4 separate regions of the Homo sapiens genome follow, and regions 1, 2 and 3 are each linked to region 4. Evidence: chromatin contacts called from ENCODE Hi-C or POLR2A ChIA-PET data. All regions are on one chromosome and are shown on one strand. Each heading gives the region's core, a stretch centred on a gene start or an enhancer-like site at or near the end of the contact. The rest is flanking DNA. Distances are from core to core; before and after follow the strand shown.

The links. A loop is a pair of places that touch in the nucleus more often than their neighbours do. ChIA-PET counts read pairs that join two places held with the same protein, here RNA polymerase II (POLR2A). Pooled maps may share reads with other maps.
Region 1: a loop to region 4 is called in a map of CD4-positive, alpha-beta T cell, with 4 times the contacts of the local background. The contact joins the enhancer-like site here to the promoter of PEPD in region 4. A Hi-C loop is called at or near these places in 1 of 168 maps with a recorded cell type or tissue (CD4-positive, alpha-beta T cell), 4 of 37 single-sample maps with no recorded cell type and 15 of 50 pooled maps. POLR2A ChIA-PET finds 5 or more read pairs at or near these places in 1 of 52 experiments (Caco-2).
Region 2: a loop to region 4 is called in a map of ascending aorta, with 4 times the contacts of the local background. The contact joins the promoter of ANKRD27 here to the promoter of PEPD in region 4. A Hi-C loop is called at or near these places in 1 of 168 maps with a recorded cell type or tissue (ascending aorta), 1 of 37 single-sample maps with no recorded cell type and 14 of 50 pooled maps. POLR2A ChIA-PET finds 5 or more read pairs at or near these places in 1 of 52 experiments (activated CD4-positive, alpha-beta T cell).
Region 3: a map of ascending aorta shows a loop between it and region 4 (6-fold over the local background). The contact joins the promoter of FAAP24 here to the promoter of PEPD in region 4. A Hi-C loop is called at or near these places in 3 of 168 maps with a recorded cell type or tissue (CD4-positive, alpha-beta T cell, aorta and ascending aorta), 5 of 37 single-sample maps with no recorded cell type and 18 of 50 pooled maps. POLR2A ChIA-PET finds 5 or more read pairs at or near these places in 1 of 52 experiments (activated T-cell).

The regions. Positions count from the first base shown.
Region 1 is chr19:34,133,386-34,136,149 of GRCh38, forward strand. No RefSeq gene overlaps it. Among named protein-coding and RNA genes, the nearest start is that of LSM14A, 38 kb to the right of the region's middle. RefSeq lists a silencer at 974-1,383 and an enhancer at 1,367-1,902. Within about 2 kb of position 1,451, at least 38 of the 41 ENCODE cell types and tissues checked have a DNase peak (open chromatin) inside an H3K27ac peak, as active enhancers do; they include CD4-positive, alpha-beta T cell, where a contact is called at or near this core.
Region 2 is chr19:32,673,534-32,676,434 of GRCh38, forward strand. ANKRD27 (ankyrin repeat domain 27) reads right to left here and starts at 1,647. Exons shown (of 29, transcript NM_032139.3): 1 at 1,538-1,647. It overlaps RGS9BP (regulator of G protein signaling 9 binding protein), which reads left to right and starts at 2,315. Exons shown (of 1, transcript NM_207391.3): 1 at 2,315-2,901. The coding sequence starts at 2,731. RefSeq lists silencers at 1,132-1,181, 1,202-1,931, 2,502-2,561 and enhancers at 1,575-2,194, 2,082-2,191.
Region 3 is chr19:32,970,974-32,973,673 of GRCh38, forward strand. FAAP24 (FA core complex associated protein 24) reads left to right here and starts at 1,269. Exons shown (of 5, transcript NM_152266.5): 1 at 1,269-1,373; 2 at 2,211-2,329; 3 at 2,453-2,589. The coding sequence starts at 2,224. It overlaps CEP89 (centrosomal protein 89), which reads right to left and starts at 985. Exons shown (of 19, transcript NM_032816.5): 1 at 863-985. The coding sequence starts at 901. RefSeq lists enhancers at 793-1,012, 1,393-1,442 and a silencer at 1,123-1,252.
Region 4 is chr19:33,520,158-33,523,053 of GRCh38, forward strand. PEPD (peptidase D) reads right to left here and starts at 1,634. Exons shown (of 15, transcript NM_000285.4): 1 at 1,587-1,634. The coding sequence starts at 1,603. LOC105372370 (a long non-coding RNA gene) reads left to right here and starts at 1,777. Exons shown (of 3, transcript XR_935918.3): 1 at 1,777-1,857. RefSeq lists enhancers at 935-1,898, 1,899-2,861 and a silencer at 1,644-1,843.

The DNA.
Region 1 (2,764 bases), core at 201-2,700, 610 kb after region 4:
TCTGCCTTGGGATCCTGTTGATCTATGACCTTACCCCCAACCCTGTGCTCTCTGAAACATGTGCTGTGTCCACTCAGGGTTAAATGGATTAAGGGCGGTGCAAGATGTACTTTGTTAAACAGATGCTTGAAGGCAGCATGCTCGTTAAGAGTCATCACCATTCCCTAATCTCAAGTACCCAGGGACACACACACTCTGCCTAGGAAAACCAGAGACCTTTGTTCACTTGTTTATCTGCTGACCTTCCCTCCACTATTGTCCTATGACCCTGCCAAATCCCCCTCTGCGAGAAACACCCAAGAATGATCAATAAAAATAAATAAATAAAAAATAAATAAATAAATAAAAAAGAATATATTTTATTGGCTGGGCACGGTGGCTCGCACCTGTAATCTCAGCACTTTGGGAGGCTGAAGCGGGCGGATCACCTGAGGTCAGGAGTTCGAGACCAGCCTGGCCAACATGATGAAACCCCATCTCTGCTAAAAATACAAAATTATCTGGGAGTGGTGGCGTGCGCCTGTAATCCCAGCTACTTGGGAGGCTGAGGCAGGAGAATCGCTTGAACACGGGAGGCGGAGGTTGAGCCGAGATCGCGCCACTGCACTCCAGCCTAGGCAACAAGAGTGAAACTCTGTCTAAAAATATATTTTTTTAAATTTGTTTTGTATCAAGAAAAAAATACGAAAACATAACTTTATTGTAGCAATCTAATGCAGGTGTCTTTTAAAACTATCTTTTATTTCCAGATGGGACTTGGGAATTTCTTTGTTTTATTTTTTAAATACATTATCTTTCACAAACTCGGGGAGGAACAACTGTTTTTTAACCAAAAACTCCTCACCCAGGAACAAGCAAACTGCCTGAGAGCTGCATCTATTTTGCAATAGTGCCCCTGAAGCGCGCACGACGCCGCAGGGTAGGCGTCCCGCTCCTGACTGGACTCGTGGCACGGTCCTAAATTTGCAGAGGGACCCAGGGAGGATCAACCCACTCGACACTGGCAATGTCCCCACCTTCCCTAGCTGCAAACTGAAACCAGCAGCCGAGCCTCCCGCTCTAGAGGCGCGGCGAGGGGCGTGGCCGCGGCTGGGGTGGGGCTAGGGGCCGGGTCGTGCCCCCCGAAACTGGGCCGTGCCCCCCGCCCACCTCACTGCGCCTGCGCCCGAGGGCGCGGGGCAGGCTGGGAAGTAGCGTTAAGGTGGTGGTTGGGTGCTTTGCGGGTCACTTGTTGCGCTGCCCGCACGTTTGTCGCGGCTCCTGGATGCCTCTTTGGCCGCCTCGCCTGTTCCGGCTCTCTTATCTGCCCAGTCTTCCCGGCCCCTGCCCCGGACCCTCCTGCGCGCCCCTCCGGCTGCCTGTGTGCGACCCCAGCAACCGGCCCGGGGTCTCGCCGGCGCCGTCAGGTCATCGTCCACCCGGCTTGTTCTCAGCTTACCGAGAACGCCCCAGCCCCTGCGCTCCTCCTGTCTTACTTGTGTTGAGTCATTTAATCCGCTTTGCAATTGAGACATTGAAACGGAGACGCTCAGGAACGTGCTTCAGGTCACAGATCCAAGATGAGTTAGGGCCTGGAATTGAGTCGGGCTGCCTGCCACCATTCCACCTTGCATGTCACACCTGGACGAATACCCTGTGCTTCACCTAAATTCGCCTAAATTTTCACTATTTCTTTTTATTTTCTTTTCTTTTTTTTTTTTTTTCTTGATACAAGGTCTTGGTAGCCCAGGCTGGAGTATATTGGCGTGACCAGAGCTAGCTCACTGGAGCTTTGAACTCCTGGGGCTCAAGTGATTCTCCCGCCTCAGACTCCCAAATAGCTGAGGCTACAGGCGCAGGCCACTACACCCGGCTAATTATGACATTTTTGTAGAGGGGGCGGTCTCACTATGTTGCACAGGCTGGTCTCCAACTCCTGGGCTCAAAAGATCTCCCACCTCGGCCTCCAAAAGTGCTGGGATTACCGGCGTGAGCCACCGCATCCGGCCTGTTCACTATTTCTTTTTTCTTGACTTTCTTCTTTTTTTTTTTTTTTCGGAGGCAGAGTCTCACTCTGTCGCCCAAGCTGTAATGCAGTGGCGCAATCTCGGCACACTGCAACCTCTGCCTCCCGGATTCGAGTGATCGCCTCAGCTGGGATTACAGGTGCCTGCCACCACGCCTGGCTAATTTTTGTACTTTTAATAGAAACAGAGTTTTGCCATAATGGCCAGACTGGGCTTGAACTCCCGACCTCAAGTGATTCACCCTCCTCGGCCTCCGTAAGTGCTGGGATTACAGGTGTGAGCCACTGCGCCTGGCCTGTACACTATTTCTTAATCCCTGCCAGGGCGGTGTTATCTTTGCAGCTGAGAGTTCTAAGTGACTTGACAAAGGACACTAGCGCAACTTTAATAGCAAAGCCTGGGCCATTTCCACCACCACATGTGTGGCCTGTGTTCTTTCCCACACCTTTTAAAATTTTAAACAGCCTTATTGAAGTGCTGGTGTAAAGCCTGTACATATTTAAAGCATACAGTTTGCCTTTTACATATGTGTGTATACATCCCTGAAACCACCACCACAATCAAGAGAATGAACATAAAAGTTTCCTTCTGCTCATTTATAATCCTTCCTCCCAGTCACAGCCTACCGTATCAGTCCCTCAGATAACAGTGAATCTGCTTTTGGTCACCGTGGATTAGTTTGCGTCCTGTAGAATTATATGTTAAGGAATCATATACTATCTGCTTTTTCTCAGGGTAGAGGACAGTTACTGAGGCCA
Region 2 (2,901 bases), core at 397-2,896, 850 kb before region 4:
TTTGCAGCTTCCTCACCCTCTGCTGTCTCCAAAGCTTCCCCCGAAGGGAAAGAGTATTTTCCCTCTTTCCACCCATTTTGTCCTGAAAACTACTATCCCCCTGGGAACGACCCTATGTAGCGTGTGGGTGGCTGAGAACCCCCCTTCCACACAATGGTCAAGGCCAGGAGTACCCAAGCCCTGGCAGCAAACACCCAGCCTACTGCTCACCCAGTTAAAGGACGGACCCCTGGGTGACAGCAGGCCCCGGGGCTCAGTACACCGGACCCTTAGGCCACCTCAACACCAGTCCTCATGCCAGGCTGATCTCGAAACGTAACAGCTACTGCTCAGCAAAACGTGGTGGCTAGTGCCTGTAATCCCAACACCTTGGGAGGCCAAGACGAGAGCATGGCTTGAGTCCAGGAGTTCAAGACCAGCCTAGGCAACCTGCTAGACTCCATCTCTACAAAAAAAAAAAAAAAAAATTAAAAATTAGCCGTGCATAGTGGCATGCGCCTGTAGTCCCAGCTACTACAGAGGCTGAGGTGAAAGGATTGCTTGAGTCCAGGAGTTTGAGGCTGCAATGAGCTATGATGGCATCACTGCACTCCAGACTAGCCAACAGAGCCAGACCCTGTCTCAAAAAGAAAAAAACGAAAAGAAAGAAAAGAAAAAAAATATCCACTGCTCTACTCTTCGGCCAGTGGGAAGAGTGCATTTTTTAATCAAAATAGGGGCCTCTATCCATGAAACCCATCAACTTGTAAAATCTGAGCTCTCTGCAGCCTCACAGTCCCTCCAGCACTGCCAGCAGCCCTCGTTCCCTGCATGCTCTAAATCCTCAGCGAAGACCCGTCCCTTGCTCCCTCGCCCAGCACAGGCCGCGAGTGCCCACGTCCCCTGCACCTCGTGGGGCAGCCAAGGGGGCACCGCGTGGCTCGTGTGCTCCTGGGCAGTCCATTTTCAACCACAAGACGGAACAGACTCAGAATCCGGAACATCTCTCGGTGCTTAAGAGTTTTCCTTTAACAATCTTTACCTGTGGGAATGCAGAGACCCCCCCGCCCTGCGAGAGGCCGGCAGCCAGGGATTCCCCGCTCCGCGCCCTCATCACCCCCCGGAAACCACAACCGCTGCGCGCGCGGCTCGGACCCCCACCCGCCGCTCCCCTCCAGCAGACCCTAGGCCTCCGGGAAACCGCGCGGCGACCGCCCCGCGCCCCGCCAGATCCGAACCGCCGGACCCGGCACCCCGGCCACACCCGCCGGTGTCGACGCAGCGAGGCTCGGAGGGTGCATTCTCCGCGCCGACCGCTCCCCTCCTCCAGACCCGAGGGGCGGAGTGGGCAGGGCGCGCCGGCTGCGCACCGGGCACCCACCTGGGGACGCGGGGGCTGGGGCGGCGCGGGGCCACCTGGCGGACCCGGGAGCGGACTCCGGAGAGCAGGGAGCCCCTCCCCCCTCACTCTCCGGGCCCCGCCCGGCCGCCGCGCCCCGAGGCGCAGCCATCCCGCGGGAGGGGAGGCGCAGGAGGAGGCCAGCGCGAGGACACTTACTTAAAAGGCTACATCGCTTCATTCCCAGCCCATCCTGGGCGACGGCGGCACCTCCCTCGTCCGCTGCTGGGACCTCGATGCCCACCACCCTCGCGCGGCGATCTGGCCCTATAGCCCACCCCTTACTCCGCCGTGGGGCGGAGCCGCGCCACAGCTGACCCAATGAGAAACCGTCGTTTCCCAGAGTGACGTGTACGCAGAGCAATCATGGAGTCCAGCCCAGCCGGGGGCGGGGCTCAGGCGGCTCCCTACGCTTCCTACTCCAGCTGGCCCCGCCCCACGCCCGCAACTGCGCGTGCCCAGAACGTGAGGGGCGGGGCTGGGAGCCGGGCTGACACTAGAGGTGGGGTTAGCGCTTGGAAGCACCGACCAACGTGAGCGCAACGCGGCAGGGACACCTGACCCCGGCGGCGCCCAGCCCCTCGGATTGCCAGTCACTGCTCGCTTTGGGGCACGGAGGTGCCCAGTCCTGCGGGGCACCCGACGTCCTGTCGCCGACAGGGTCCGGGAGTCAGTATAGCTGGGTTCTAGTCCCATCACAGGCAAAAACTCCGCGGGAGCCTGGCCCGCTTTTTACCTGGGCCTCAGTTTCCCCATCCGTAAAATAGAACGGGTTGGATCTCCCGAGCGCTAACATTCCAGAACTCGGATGGGGCGAAGGGGAGGGAGGGATGGGCCACCCACACGTGACCTCCCCGCGTGGAGCCCCGCCTACCACTGATCCAGGGGGTGGCAGCTCCGGCCGGGACGAGCGGGGTGGGCGGGTCCTAGGAAACCCTACCCGGCCGCCCTTGGCAGCGCCTAAGGCGGAGCGCGCGGCTCTGCAGCCTGCTTGCCCCGGAGTTGGCACCCACGGAGGATGGGGACCGCACCCTCAGCTTCGCAGGGAGCCACCGTGGAGGCCAGGGCGGTGCAGAGACACGACGTGTGACTCGGAGTGCGCCTGGGGAGGATGGACGAGGGAGCGGGGGACCGCTAACGGGGCTCCCTCTGCGCGCCCCGTCCGCAGAGGCGCACGTCGAGGGTCCCGGGCGGGCTCCGTGGACGTTGGCGGTAGCGCCGAGCGAGTCACGGACCATGAAGAGCGTTCGTGCCGCGCGGCCCAAGGCCGGGATGGGGGTTAGCCACATCCTGCCGCGCTGAGGGGGAGGCTAACGGGCGCGGGCGGCCGGGCCCAGCCGGAGCCCACCGCGATGGCGAGGGAGGAGTGCAAGGCGCTGCTGGACGGGCTCAACAAGACGACTGCGTGCTACCACCACCTGGTGCTGACCGTCGGTGGCTCGGCGGACTCGCAGAACCTGCGGCAGGAGCTGCAAAAGACGCGCCAGAAGGCGCAGGAGCTGGCGGTGTCCACCTGCGCCCGG
Region 3 (2,700 bases), core at 19-2,518, 550 kb before region 4:
TCATGCCACTGTACTCCAGCCTGGGCATCAGGACAAGACCCTGTCTCTAAAACTAAATTAAATAATAAATAAATATAAGAATCCCCTTGGCTGCTACGTGGAGAATGGACCTAGGGGAAGGGCGAGAGTGGAAGCAGAGAAACCAGTGAGGATCTGCCGCAGCAGTCCAGACAGATGCTGGAGGCCGGGGTGTGGGTGGAGATGGGAACAGCTGGCAGATGTATGTAGTGGGTATATCGGATGGGACTTGCTGATGGGGTGTACATGGTGGGTGGAGGAGGGAAAAATGAAGAATGGCTATATCCAGCAGTGCAGCAGGTGTACGTCGTCCAGGAGTTAACTCCGGGCACGGGGACGAATGCTACAGGGGAGGCAGGGTGCTCCTGTCCAACTGTGGCCGACCCTGGGGCAGAAGATTGTTAACGCCGGGCACAGTGGCTCACGCCTGTGATACCAACACTTTAGGAGGCTAAGGAGCTCAAGACCACCATAGGAACATAGCAAGATCCCTGTTTCCACAAAAATATTGAACAATTAGCCGGGAGTAGTGGCGCGCGCCTGTAGTCTCAGCTCCTCGGGAGGCTGGGGTGGGAAGATCGCTTGAGCCCAGGAGTTCGAGGATGCAGTGAGCTATGATCGCACCACTGCACTCTAGCCTGGGCGACAGAGCGAGACCCTGTTTCTTAAAAAAAAAAAAAAAAGTTTAGAACACGAAAAATCAAGGCTTCCTCAACTGAAAACCACTTTCTCTTGTGCCGCCCCCTTGACTGGATCTCAGGCCAAACCCCAACCCGCCCCAACACTTTACCCCTAATTCCCGGCCCCACAGAGCCCCACGCGCGGCGGGCGAGCATCTACTTACGAAATGACTCCTGCGGCCTCTCCGAAATCCCAGGAGCATCCTTGCAGCGCGAGGAGAATGGACCGGGGCCTGGACTCATCAGCAGATCTATCCACAGCCAGGGACCACTCCCTAAAGCCCGCCGCAGGCCCAGCCCTCACGCTTTCTCTTCGCAATGGACTTTGCAGCAACCACGTCGGCCATTGGCTCAGCTCGGCCCTCGACCAATCAGAGCTAAGGTTACTTCCACACCGGTCGTTCTTGGCAACCAGTGGGTACCGTTCAAATCCCCGCCAGGGCGGAAACGTCCGCCCTTATCCGTTCTCTTATTGGTCAGGTTAGACGTCCATTTCTGACGCCACAGCCTATCCGGCGCTGCGGGAGGCGGAGGGCGGGCTGGATGAAGGACTGGGCGAGCACCGAGGGCGTGAACCCGGAAGGTGGCGCGGCCACCAGTAACATGATCTCTAGACTGGGACGGTGGGGTTCCTGCCGGCTGTATTCGGGCCTTGGACTGGACTGAGAAGCTACGGTGCGGATCCAGCTGGGGTATCAGGGGCTAGGCACGTGATGAAAATGAAGGACGCGGACACCAGGACAGGAATCTCCTGGTTCTTAGAGAATTTATTTCGCCACAAATAATTGGCAAACGGGATCTCGCTGTATTGCTCAGGCTGGTCTCGAACTCCTGGGCACAAGCGATCCTCACGCCTCAGCCTTGCCCAATGTTGGGATTACAGACGTGAGCTACCATGCCCAGCCCAGGATTCTTTTAAAACTTAAATCTGATCGTGCCTCTGGCCTTATTGGAATCCAATGCCATTACCACCTCCACCACCACACATCCCGTCTCCAGCCACCCTGGCCTTCATTCAGGCCTTTGTGTTTTCTTTTTCTTTTCTTTTTTTTTTTTTTTTTTGAGACGAGTCTTGCTCTGTCGCCCAGGCTGGAGTGCAGTGGCGCGATCTCGGCTCACTGCAACCTCCGCCTTCCGGATTCAAGCAATTCTCTGCCTCAGCCTCCCAAGTGGCTGGGATTACAGGTGCCCACCACCAAGCCCGGCTAATTTTTTTGTATTTTTAGTAGAGACGCGGTTTCACTATCTTGGCCAGGCTGGTCTTGAACTCCTGACCTTGTGATCCACCCGCCTCGCTCGGCCTCCCAAAGTGCTGGGATTACAGGTGTGAGCCACCGCGCCCAGCCTGTGTTTTCTTATTAGTAATTATAAAGGGAATCTTATTTGACAGTTCTTTGACAAATAATTCAGTTTGCAGAGGGGATCCTGCCCCAGAGGCCCTGGCTTGGAGTGGAATGCAGGGCCGTGTGCAGGAGAGCCTGCTCAAGTGCCGCCTGGCTTTTCCCTCCTTAGGTGGAGACCATCCATGGAAAAGAACCCCCCTGATGATACGGGCCCCGTGCACGTGCCTTTGGGGCATATTGTGGCCAATGAGAAATGGCGCGGGTCACAGCTGGCGCAGGAGATGCAAGGTCGGTGGCCTGCCCTCTGCCAGCCCTTTCCTCCCCTGACATATTAAAAAAAAAAAATCTGCCTATTATTGCCATCTTTTCATCCAAAGCTTATGGAACTCATTTTCTTCTCTGTATTTTAAGGGAAAATTAAGCTCATTTTCGAGGATGGCTTGACACCAGACTTTTATCTGTCGAACAGATGCTGCATTCTTTATGTCACCGAAGCTGATTTGGTGGCAGGAAATGGCTACAGAAAGAGGCTTGTTCGGGTTAGAAATGTAAGTATTAGGCTGGGTGCTGTGGCTCACGCCAGTAATCCCAGCACTTTGGGAGGCCAAGGCGGGTGGATCACCTGAGGTCAGTAGTTGGAGACCAGCCTGGCCAACATG
Region 4 (2,896 bases), core at 384-2,883:
TCAGGAGAGCAGCAGGTCTCAGGCCAGCTTGGAATCCTGAACCCAAATGCAACCCCTGGCACTCCCTGTGAGCACCGAGCCAGCCTAACCAGAGAGACAGCACACCCACAGCTGGGCACCAGCCTGCTCAGTCTACCCTTTAAAAGGGTCACAGGCTGGATTCAAGGATCTGACCCTGAGTTCCTTGACACCCATCTGAGACTTTGTCTGCACTGTTCTCTACCTGAAGGGAGTCTCATTGCTGAAGGACTAGCACAAAAGTCACCCAGGAAGTGAAGCCTTCCCACACTTTATCTGAGCTCAGAGTCCATGCCCCTCCTTTGCAAATGGCAAGACCACACGGCAAGCAGATGGATGACAGAGTCCCATGTGTCCATCTGTTCCAGTGGCCTGTGAGTACCTTAAGGGAAGACCCACTGCTATTCCTGGAATATAGCAGGTGCCCACAAAATATTTGATTTGTATGCTCTAAGCTCCCTCAACCTTGGGGGCCAACTTAGAACCCACTTTCTGTTGCCATTTTCCCTGTATCTTAAAAAGAGAGATGCATTCAGTCCACTAGATCCCCCATTCTGACCTCAGTTTCCAACCTGGCATCTGGAATACTGCTCCCTCCTACACCATGCCCCCTCTACCCCACTGTACCACCAGACCCACACCTTCTCCCATTGAACTCACACATAGCTCAGGGGAGCCTAATCTTTAAAAAACAGATCAAGCAGCTTGTAACAAAACCCTTCCAGCCCATCAGGGCAAAGTCTGAAGCCGCCACCTGGAACACCACACCTTCCAACCAGCCCCAGGCATGCACCCCTGTCCCCAGAACACTCTGAACTCTCAACCTTTGTCCCTTACCCTGGGCTCAGATGCTCCCTATCTGGGAGATTCCGCCCAACGCTCTGGTGAACCCATCTGTCCACCCTTCCTCCCACTACGACCACTCAGCTTTCTTTCATTTAGCCCAGTATGGAGCACCTACTGTGTGCAAGGCACCGGGCTACTGAGAAGCAGGTAACATACCTGCCCTTGCACTCTAAATGCAGAGAAGATAAAGAACAAGTACAAACAATGCTCTATATAGTTTATCAGGTGATGATGAGGGCACAAAAAGTGGGATAGATGGTTAGAGAAGGATTCCCTGAGGGGGTGACATTTGGCCCCTGAAAGAAATGGGGAAGTGCCCTGCTGGGAAAAGGGAATTCCAAGTCCGTCTCGAATACCGCCTCCTCCGGGAAGCGCCCGGGTCCCTGGGGTCCTCGCAACGCCGCCCTCCTACCCGGGGGTCTTGGCAGCGAACATGCGTGTCGACCCCAGCCCCCACCGCAGCCGCACACGGTGGGGCCGCCAGACGCGGGCAGGTGGGGCCGGAGCCAGCCAGGAGGGTGGAGAGGAGCTGCGGCCCCCGCGCTGACCCTGACTCGGAGCGTGCAGCTCGCCGACCGGCGCTGGGACTCCGGGCCAACGGGAAGAGGCGCCTACCCGCGGCATTCAGCGACCCCGGCTGACGCTCTCACCCGCGGTCCGGCCGGGACACCCATGCCCCTCTCCACGCCAGCGGGAAAGAGCGAGGGAGGCGCAGCACTCACCCGGTGGCCGCCGCCATGTTCGCCCGGCACCGGCGTCACGTGAAGTGCGGCGTCAGCTGAGCCCCTCCGGGTGCCAATGCATGGGGCGGGGTAAGGGCGGGGCAGGGGGCGGGGCATGGAGTCCTTGACCCACCTCCTCCAGAGCCAAATTCCACGGGACGGGAAGGGGCGGTACCTGGGGAAGGGCGGAGCCCCGATGGGGCGGGGCTCCCGGAGATTGGGGGCCCAAGAGCTCGGCCAGGATAAATGAGCGGGCTGCCGGCTGCAGACAGTAGGTCGGGTTAGCGGGCAGCATCTGCAGCCTTTTCGTGGTGGGAGGGAGGTCCTGAAGCAGAGGACATCTTGATTCTGGTTCAGTCCCCGATCTGGCGTACCAGCCCACCCGGGAGAAGAACACATAGGAATAAAGAAACCACGTGGGAGGAGAGGAGGGAGACTGACCCAGGCTAGGGTCGGGGCAGAGGTGGCGATTTTTGTTTAAGAAGGGAAAGGGCTTGAGCAAAGGCCGTGGGGCAACTGGAGGACTCTAAATGTGCAGCGTCCAGGAGAATGTGCGCGAGAGAGGGGCAGCCTAAGGGAAGCAAGGGCCAGACCCTGCGGGGCCTCCACTGTGGGGCCTATGAGTTAAGTCTGGTAGGATCTTTTCTAGGTTTCCTGGGCTGCAGAATGGAGAAGCTGGAGGAAGGGAAGCCAGGGAGGAGGGCAGGCGAGAAGTGGGCACAGCCGAGAAGGGTTTAGGAGGGAGAGTCTGCCAGAAGGCTTACTCCTCTGCCCCACTGGGCACTGGTACTGGGTGCAGAGTCCTGCAGAGAAGGTGTAGGGACCCTGCAGCAGACGCTGCCCTCCCTACTGCCAACAGAGTCAGGGCATTACAAGCACGGCCCAAATGCGTTGCACATGTGAGCTCATAGAAACCTCACCACAGCCCTATGAGGTCGAGACTATCTTTAAGTCTATTATACAGATGAGGAAACTGAGGCCAGAGAGTGCTCACACAGAGGCTGAGCTCATGAAGCCATACCCTGAGGAGTGACCTCACTGCCCCTGTGAAGGAAGGGGGCCCCACACTGTTGGGGGAGGGCGTCCCTGGCGCCAAGGGTGTACAGATGTGTGTGGTGTACAGATGTGTGTGGACAGGTGGATGGGTGGCCCAGGATAGGCGTGTGGGGCTCCTGACCCCACCCTGCAGCTGTCCCACAGCTGGAAGTGGCTTCTGATCAAAGGTTGTGGGTTGGGGGATGCTTCTTGTTTCTTTATCGAAACAAGGATGTGGGTCACCATGGCCAGGCTGGTGGGAGCCAGGGGCTATG